Linked DNA regions of Mus musculus: region 1 is linked to region 2. The links are chromatin contacts, found by Hi-C or POLR2A ChIA-PET in ENCODE. All regions are on one chromosome and are shown on one strand. Each heading gives the region's core, a stretch centred on a gene start or an enhancer-like site at or near the end of the contact. The rest is flanking DNA. Distances are from core to core; before and after follow the strand shown. Region 1 holds the start of Setd1b (SET domain containing 1B). Region 2 holds the start of Kdm2b (lysine (K)-specific demethylase 2B).

What was found. A loop is a pair of places that touch in the nucleus more often than their neighbours do. ChIA-PET counts read pairs that join two places held with the same protein, here RNA polymerase II (POLR2A).
Region 1: a map of T-helper 1 cell shows a loop between it and region 2 (2.0-fold over the local background). The contact joins the promoter of Setd1b here to the promoter of Kdm2b in region 2. A Hi-C loop is called at or near these places in 2 of 37 maps with a recorded cell type or tissue (T-helper 1 cell and T-helper 17 cell). POLR2A ChIA-PET finds 5 or more read pairs at or near these places in 2 of 5 experiments (Patski and embryonic stem cell).

What each region holds. Positions count from the first base shown.
Region 1 is chr5:123,139,295-123,143,909 of GRCm38, reverse strand. Setd1b (SET domain containing 1B) reads right to left here and starts at 1,717. Exons shown (of 17, transcript NM_001040398.2): 1 at 1,456-1,717; 2 at 783-967; 3 at 456-554. The coding sequence starts at 953. It also overlaps a transcript of Rhof not described here.
Region 2 is chr5:122,987,382-122,992,190 of GRCm38, reverse strand. Kdm2b (lysine (K)-specific demethylase 2B) reads left to right here and starts at 3,092. Exons shown (of 23, transcript NM_001003953.2): 1 at 3,092-3,323; 2 at 4,385-4,529. The coding sequence starts at 3,291. A930024E05Rik (RIKEN cDNA A930024E05 gene) reads right to left here and starts at 2,837. Exons shown (of 3, transcript NR_045820.1): 1 at 2,100-2,837.

The DNA.
Region 1 (4,615 bases), core at 468-2,967, 150 kb before region 2:
ATCGTTTGGAACCTGGAAGTCCTCTGGGTTCGAAAGGAAAGGGGAAAAAGAAACAGTTTCTCTTTCCCCACCCCCCTATTCTGGCCTCCTATCCTTGCTGCTGGATCCCAGACGACCCTCTGGTCTAGGAAGTTGTCCCCTTTAAAGCCAAAGGGTTGGGAGGGGGGCGGGTCCCTGAGCCAGGGCCCTGGGTGCGCAAGGACCCAGGTGGGGACCGGGAGCCCCCAGCTCTGCCGGCATGATACAGTCTCAGTGCCCTCGTTACAGTTTCTCCGAGTGTTATTTTGTTTACAGTGGCCCGGAGGGGACACCCCTCTCCCCCCTCCCCGCCAAAACTTCCCAGTCCTGGACGGCGGGAACTAAGAATCCGGCTGGGCTTGGTCAGGACTGGCGTTATTTTCGAACTCGGGGAAGGAGGGGGGGAGGGACCATAAGACAGAGAGGAGGGGTCCTACCTTGAATTTGGGCACAGACAGCTCCAGCTCCTTGTTTTTGGTCCAGATTCCGACCACCCGGGGATCTTCCACGATCTCCACCGGGCGGTTGCTGGACATCTGTGGGCAGAGACAGGGGGTTCAGTATAGAAGGGCTGGCACCCTCCCCAGGGGCAGGGGCAGACCCCCCCCCCTCAAGGCACCAGTCCCACTCCAGGCTGAGGGGAGGGAGTCCTGGCTGACAGTTGGCCCAGGTAGCTGGAAGAGGGGTCCCCCTCCGTTCGCCTCTTGTCTGGGGGCTCCACCGGGGGTGGGTGGGGGTGGCGGGAAGGCGCGCCGGCTACTCACGGCCAGGCTGAAATGCTGCCCATCGTAGCGGTACAGTTTATGGTGCCCCTTTTTCAGAGCCGGGTCAATCATCAACTTGTAACTTCTCCAATGGTGGTTCCTCCTCTCGCCCGAAGGGCCGGGCTGCGGCGGGGGCTGCTGGTGGTGGTGGTGGGGGTGACTGTTCTCCATGCCGTTAACCCAACCTGAAACCCAAGCAAGTTGTTGTCCTCTCCGACGCTTCTACACATTCGCCCGAGAATCCAATCGGCTGGCCCCCACCCCCCTCCCACCTTACCAGCGCGCCCCGAAAGCTTGTCTCGCTGCCTCTCCCCCCCCCCCCCGCCTCCCGAGGAAAAAAAATCTAAGAATGGAGCGAGAGAATAAACCCTTTCCGGAGGGTTTACGCGCCCGCCCGCTCGGCCACCGTCTCCGGCTGGCAGCGAGGGGCTGCCCGGGGCCCCCGCTGCGGGCTGGCGCGGTCCGGGACGCACGGAGGACGCGGGCTCCGGCCCATGGTGCCGCCAGCCGCCCGGCGTGGCGCTCGGCCCGGCTCGGGAGCGGGGCGCGCGGCAGGGCCTGGCGTCGCCCGCCCGGGCGGGGGCCGGGGGCTCGGGCTGCCCGGCTCCTCTGACCGCGGCCTCTCTCTCTCTCTCTCTCTCTCTCTCTCCTCCCTTCCCTGCGCCGCGCTTACATCCCCGCCGGGCGCCGGCCTCCCTGCGCCGCCAGCCAGTACATGGTGTCCCCCGCGGGAGCCGAGGCCGGGGCGGCCGGACCGGGGGCCGGGATGGGGGGGACGCCGCCTTAGCGGCTGCCGGGCCCCGAGCTGCCGCTGCCCTTGCTGCTGCCGCCGCCGCTGCTGCTGCTGCTGCTGCCCGGGAGGCGGCTGGCGGCGGAGGCTCGGCTCCCAGTAGCCGCACATCCCACAATACACCGCTAAGGAGCCCGACCCGAGTGCTCACCCTCCTCCTCTTCCTCCTCCTCCTCCTCTTCCTCCTCCCCTCGCCTTCCTCGCCGCTTCCCCAGGCACTCTCCCGGCGGCGGCAGCTGCGCCGCCAAAGCCCCGGGCCCCAGCGGCCCCCCACCCCTCACTCGCGCGCTCCCACACTGCCTCCCCCCCCTTCCCCGGGGGGAAGGCCTTTTAATTTATTTATTCTGCTGGGACTGAGGTGGGGGGCTTGGCTGACGGGGGAGAGGGGGGTCTCCACGGCTTCTATCTCCCCCGCGGCTGGGGCTACCCTTCCAGCTACGGAAGACTCCACGGTGTGCGCCCCCAGGGCCTCCCAAACTGTTTCCAAACTGCCCAGGCCGGTGGTGGACGCGTGGAGTCTCGGCGAAAAGGGCTGGGTTTCGAGTGGGGGGTGATCGTGTGTATGACTACTAGAAGCCTGGAGGGGAGGCAGACGTCGACCCCAAACGAGTTTGCAATCGAGGTATCTCCGATCCCGCTTCCTCTTTGGCCCGCACGCCCCCTCCCTCCCAGGAGCTGTGCTGGGGAAGGGAAACCAAGGTTTGGAACCACACTAGCCTTCACATTCCTGGGAGGATACAACCCTCGCCTGGACGGGGAAGATAGCTCTTTCTCTTTATTTTTTCGTTTTTATTTTTTGCCTTTCTGTTTTTATTTTTGGAGGGGAGCGCCCAGTAATTGTCTTGAACACATGCTTCTCCCTCCCTCCTTCCTCCAGCCACCAGCGACAGAGAGTCCCCTTTTTTGCATTTATCATTTTCCTTCCCCTTTCTTTATTAAAGGTCCGGGAGTGGCGGCGGCCAATCAGCGCTCGGCTTCCATTTTGTGAGTTCAACTCGTAGGCTTCCCCGGCTTTTCGCGTGGATCTGGTTGCAGACGCCCTCGGTCTCTCTTCTCGGGCTGCCGAGGCGAAGCAGCCGCCTCGCCGGGGCTTCGTGGTGGTGTATTTCATATTGGGGCTCTTTTCGGGGTTTGTAATTTGGCCGTGGGTAGGTAATTGGCTGGAGCAGGGCGGCAGGGTGCGGCAGCCAATCAGCGCGCGGCTTCTATAGGGCTTGAGTTATTAGACGCTGATCTCAAAACATCCTTCATCAGACTCCAAGGAGAGGCCAACAGATGAGGGAGCCATTTTTCTGCAATGGAATTAAATGGCCAAGTGGGTTTTTCCTTTGTTGCAAATGGGGAATGCTTTTCCTTTGACTCCACCATCCAGTTCAGGACGCCTGAATGTGTTTAACATTTGCCAAAGGACTCACACTTGGAAGAATGAAGACCTTTTAAAAAGATCTGGATTTTTCCTTATGACTTGGAATCCATCTTTGTCTTGTATAACTAGGTCATAGCACACTATTAATGTCAGCAGTTAACAGTTTTGAATTCAAAAAAACCTAAGTAAATGACATATTTAATTTTTTTCCTTTTTTTTTTTTCTCGGGTGGGTGGGTGGGAGAGCTTGGAGCTGTCTTAATCTGTATTCTCTTGACTGAACAATAAATTTTTAAATATAGTTTCCTCTATTAAACACTTAAGCCTGACCATCTTATTAATTCTATTTTTTAACAAGGTAATGTTTTAAATGTATAGTTGTAGCGAAACGGCAACAATAACAAAAAAACTGTGAGCTGTTGTTACTGTTAAATTTTCTAAAAACCTTTTACATTGTAAGTACCCAATCCATTCTGTCCTTAACTGCACTGCCGTTCTCGTGTTACTGTCGCCTGAGATGTCCTGAATTTTCGGAAGCTTCATCTGCATGTATGTCTTTGTCTTTGTCTGATGTAAGTCAGTTAAAATGCTTTTAGACGTTTTTGCTTCTATAAAGCTACGATTTTTTAGCTTCGAGCTTTTTGGAAAAAAAAAAATGTTTACAGCCATAGTTGCTATTCAGATTTCTTCCCAGTAGCTCGTACACTCTTTGAAAATCGATCTATTTGAAGAAAAACAGCTGTTTTTCTCGAACTGGGTGTGGGGTGGTGGAGGGTAAGAGAAAGGAAGACCTTTTGTATAAAAAAAGACTGAAAGCCGCCTCTGAAAACTAGATTAAAACTGGAAAACAAGCCCTTAGCCGGTTCAAGCCAAACACCTACGTTGAGTCGGTGGTATTTTCTGTGGCGGTTGGGATGGCTGGTTTTGCCTTTTGTTTTGATTTGACTTGTGTTTTCGCCTTTTGTTTCTTAATGACGATCACACCATTGGTAAATCCAGAGCACTAAACAGCCCTCAGCGAAGCCGCCTTTTTGCCAGCCCAACCCTGGAAAGTTTGCAGTCGTGGAAGGAGCAGAAATACCACGAGTGTAACTTACAAAGAAGGTAACAAAGGGACACCAGAACCCCAGGTTTCCCCCCAACTAAACAACCAAACATCCCCCACCTCCCAAAAAAAGACCTGTTATTTTTATAATATCTCCAAAAGCGCCGGCCAGCTTTTTCTTCTAGACGCCATGGCGCCGGGCTGAGTGGGTAAGTAAAAAACTAGACTAAAAAAATTTGTTTTCAAGTGTCTTTTTCCCCCTTCGAGGAACTCTCGATTGAGCAGGCCATGGGCTGCAGATGATTGGGAGCTGGGATTTCTTGAGCTTGAGCTTGGCAGCCGATTGCAGTGGGTGGGTGAGGGGACTAGGGCTCTCCAGACCCCTCTGCCTCTTTTGCACCCAAAGGCGAAGAGAGCCTGTCCCCAGTACCCTGGGGCATCCATGGAGCCGCCTGCGCTAGTCCCTTTGGCTCGCCTCAGGTTTGCACCTTAGTGGCAGAGAAGAAATCGAAGTGTTTTGGAGATGGAGGGGCTGAAAAAAGCGAGGAAACCTTCCCACCCATCTTAAAGTCTCGTTCCTGATTGATTGTGGGGGTTTCTGTCCCCCGGAAGCCAGCTTTTCGGGGCTCCGGG
Region 2 (4,809 bases), core at 1,843-4,342:
TAAAGAGATGGCAATAGGAAGGACTTTGTTCAAAGCCCCTGTAAGCTCTTAAGAGCCTGGAGCATGAAACTGGGGTATGGGATAGTCCCAAGATTCAGGAGACAGAGGCAGGAGGCTCACGCAAAGTTCTAGACCAAGCCTGGTTTACATGGCAAGTTCCAGGCTACCTAGGGCTAGGAAAGCCAAGAGCTAGAATAACAACATAAATTTGTTTGCTCCTAGTCCAGAATCCCTGAGTTTCTGAGTGCTCCATCCAGGGACAGTCAAGCTCACGGGGTATGTGTGTATGTGTGTGTGTAAGCGAAGTTGTCATTTCTGTCTTCTGCCCCCTTGTCTTTGGACACAGAGTTGCTCAATTGGCCTGAGATGATACAACAGACTAACACAGGTAGGATCTGACTGAGCCTTTTACAAGGGCGGTACAGGAAGACATTATTTCATTTCCAATGAGGCTGGCTTGTGTTAAAAGCTCATCTTTCTCAAAAGAAGCCCCCTTTCCTATTTCTCACCTATTCTCAGCTCCTGGGGGACAATCAGCCTGAAGTTAGAGCTCAAGGGTCTGGCCCTTCCCCCTGTGGCCCAAAATAACCTCCTCCCCCACTCAGAGGGAATGCTTGGAATTCTTTCAACTGAGGACAAAGGCTTTCATCTGCCAATTACTGATAAAGGGAAAATGCAAATATGCTGGAGAAGGTGATCCATCAAGGGCTCAACGTTTATTGAGTGACCACTTAGACCCAGCAGAGGGGTGGGCATTCTGGGGGAGTCAAAGGGGAACAAACACCCTGCAGGCTCGTTCTCCTCTCATGTCTGTGGTTTCCTCTCCTCCAGGTTTGTAAAGGGACAGGATCAAATCAGGTGACCGATCAACCTCTGCCCACTCTACAAACGTGGCTCACTTCTGACTTTTTCCAATGCCAGCCTTTGGGGGAACTCAGAAGCCACAGGGAGTGGAAGGGGGTTCTGGGGGGAAGGGAGAGACTTCAGGGAGGAAGATGAACGAAAATCTCCAGCATCCTATTTGACAGTTTTGCTTTAATTCTGTAATCCACTGATTCTCAACCCTGGGCCCCTCCTTTATTTCATTCTGAAGCATAAATGAAGTCGGTGGACATTTGAAAGGGTAAGCAGCATGACTGAGAGCGAGTCGTTTCTGCCTTTCTGAATCCCAGCATCCTCACTTACAAAGCAGAGCAACAAGGCCATGAGACATCCCCTTCAAACGTATTCTTTCTCACAAGAAGAGCCAGATAAAGTGGTCCACATCCCCATGTCAATGGGTATGGAACCCAGGGCCTTAGGCTTGCTAGGCCAAATATCCCAGGACTGCGTTACAGCACCAGCTGGCCCCTGGTTTTCACAGGGATGGTTAGAAGGGCTGCCCAGAGAATGCAGCTGAGCCAACGTAGATGTAGTTTCAGTTTGGTGACAAACTTGGTGTTTGTCGCCTCATCTCTACGTAGATTTCTACCGATAACGTGCATGGATGGAATTTTTAAAAAAAAATTCAAAGAGCAGATTTGGGGACAGGTGGAAAAAAAGTACAGACCGATAAGGCAGGAAATTCTGACGTAAGGGAGGGTGACGATGTGTGGTTCACAGCTGATTTCAGGTGGCAAGGCCACTTCCTCCCCGTATCTGTCTGAACCAGTGCTCTTGACATTGGGACAAGATAAAAACAGCAGTCACCTAAACTCATAATTTCTTGAATCTGGGTTTCTCCAGGGTGCAAAATGACCTGCTTTAGCTTGTACGCCAAGCTAGCGTCACCTGGGAGGTCTCTCAGAACATCCTTGTGATGCTGTCATTAGGCCCTTGCAAGAAAGGAAGAGGCCCGGAGGGAAACAAAGTTTAGGGCCAGCATTTCTCTCAACTTAAAGGAATTCCAGGACCACTGAGGGTCAGTCAATTCTGGAAGCAGTCACAAGCACTACTTAAAAGACGGAGGAACATTGGGGATCTGCTACTCCAGGAATATTCACAAAGGCTGCCCCCCTTCTCCGCTGAGAAACAATATGGATCAATCAAGGTTGCTGTACCCCAGAAAGCCACAAACAACCACCACTTTTCTCTTAAACTGCCACACGAGAGAGGCTTACCTTTTGCCTGCCTGCATTAGAGACGCTGAATCCGATTCTCTATTCCCTCCTGTGTATCGATTTATCTCTTCTCAGCGAGTGTAGAGACTTTTTTTCCTTTCTCTTTAAAAGCCCAACTTCTATTTCAGGGCTGTACTACCGAGGCTATCCGAATGAATGAACCAAAGGCTTTCTTCCGGTCAGCTGCAGTCTGAAAAGGCTGTGGACTGGCTGTATTTCCTGTACCTGTGCGTGTGTCTCCATATTATTATTTCAGCCCCGGGAGTTTAAAAGTTATGCAGTCTGTACAGATACAGTGCTGAGGTAATTTCTTTCTGAGCCCCTCAGATGCCTCCTCCATATGGCAGGTTCGCAAATGGATAAGGGTCTGGACAGGCTGGCCCCTCCCCCCAGGCATGCAGTAGAAAAGCAAAACAGAAAAAGAAATCACACATACAAAATACTTTGAATTTAGGTCGCCAGCATAGGTAATGAGGAAAGGTGGGTGAAGGAAGAGAGGGACAGCCCTGCGTAACCCAAGCAAGAGGGGGCAGGGGCAGAGGTGGGGGGTCGTTTTGGGGGGTGCCAGGCCCCGGGGGCTTTCACGCCAGCAGGCTTGGCTAGCATTTCCGCGCCTCCCGCTGAGGCCATCCGTGCAAATCTGCACCTCCCTCCCCACCCCCTCCTCTCTTTCCCTCCCTCCCTGCCCCGCCATCTCTGGGATGCGCCCGCCGCCTGCAACTCAGCCCTCCAAAAGTCAGCTCCCGGGCGGCGGCGGCGCCTGCGTGCAGAGGCGCACTCGTGACCCAACAACAAAACAGCGATGCCAAGGCGCTAACAGCGCCCGGTGCGTCCCAGGCTCCCTTCTGGCCCCACACCTCCTACGGCTGCGGTCCCCGACACCCCCAACCCGAGCCCCCCCTTTCCCCAACTAGCCTAGCCGCAAGCTCCGAGCGCGATCGGCAACAATGTTTACGTTCCGGGGATTATGACGTCGACGCCTCCCCCCCCACAACTGCTGAAAATGGTTTCCTAGGACTTTGCAAACGGATCTGCTTAAGTGTTGGTGCAAAACTTTGTAGATATCGGCTCTGGCTTGCTCTATTTATTTATTTTTTTGCTTTCTTTTCTTTGGTCTTCCCTCCTTTCCCCCTCCGCCAAAATGCAGGGGGCAGGAGTGTTGACAATTAATTGGTGAACTCTCCTAAAAAAATGGAGGCAGAGAAAGACTCTGGAAGAAGATTGGTGTGTAGCTTTTTTTTTCTCCCCCAAATCTGTATCTGGTATATGATCGATTTATCTATCTATTTATTTTTTTGGTTGTTTCTTGCTGCCTTTTCTTTCCTTTTCTGTATTTTGCAAGAGGACCGGAAAAAAATAATAAATTGCATGCAAAAGGAAGCAAGCAGCTTACTCCTCCAGTCTCTTGTGAGGCTCAGGGTCTCAGACACTTAAGTGGGGAGGAGGCAACGCCGAAAGGCGTGGAAGGGACTGAGCGGGCTCGGGGTTCGCCTGGGATCTGGGGGGCTGCGGGGCTCGGTGCTGAGCGGCGGAGGGAGGAGGAAGAAGGATGCGGGGAGTGGTGGGGGAGTCTCCTTAGGAAGTGAGTGTGCGCGCGCGCTCGTGGGGAGATGAGGCAGCTGCTGGTGCGTTTTGGGGTCTCTGATAGAAGCTTTGTGGTGGGCTGGCTGCCTCTCTCCCCCCACATTCTTAACCTCCTCCCCTCCCCTCCTCTTCTTGCACTAGCGGTCGGTCGGCGGGGGCCGTTAGGGTCTCAACCCTTCCGTTTCAGCTTTCCAGCTTTTCTGTAGCTCGGGAGCAGCTCCAGCCTTAGTAATGCCGCCGGCCCTGGGTTCCGGCTTCCCGGGTTGGCCGCCGTGGCCGCCAGGGCTGCTGTTACCGCGGAGCCGGTTGCTGCAGCGGCTTCTCTCGGGGCCTACATCTGCCCCGCCAGCTCATACCCGGAGCCCCCTTCAGGGGTTACATAACCAGGCTCCCAGTCGAGTGGGCAAAGCTTAGCACATCACTTGGCGTGGGGGCAGAGGAAAGCCCCCAAATACCATTTCCATAGCTTCCAAAGATGCAAGAAGGGATTGCTTCGTTTAAGGGCAGTCGGGCCTTGGGGGTGTGAGCCCCTTTTTCTGCTTTCCAGCATCTTTGGCATTTGCGCAAAGTTGCTCAGATTGCAATGCTGGGGTGCAGTGGGCGCGCGACTCTTGCACCTGTTCTTGGTGGGCCCAGGGTGAGAGGAGACCCCCCCAAGTCCTCTCAGTAATGTCCGGGGTTCTCTGGTTGGGTCCCCGCAGCGTGCGATTGACCGCCAGAGATACGACGAGAACGAAGACTTGTCGGACGTGGAGGAAATTGTCAGCGTCCGTGGCTTCAGCCTGGAGGAGAAGCTACGTAGCCAGTTATACCAGGGGGACTTCGTGCATGCTATGGAAGGCAAAGGTGAGGCACCCCCCTCTCCTGGCTTCACTCTGCAGAGGGCCAGCGCGCACGTGGGGAGGGAGCTGCCTGTGGCTGGGTTCGTATTTCGCGCCCGCGTCCCCCATTCCAGGGGATCCGGTGACGAAACGAGACTGAGCACCGGGGGTGGGGGTGGGGGTGGTAAGGGAGGAGGGCAGGCAGGAAGAGGGCTGGGCCTGGCGTGGGCCTAGGCCCTAACTGTACCCATCATTAGTACCAGGGTGGTCACTGCCAAGGGACTATTGGACTAAGAGGGACCCAG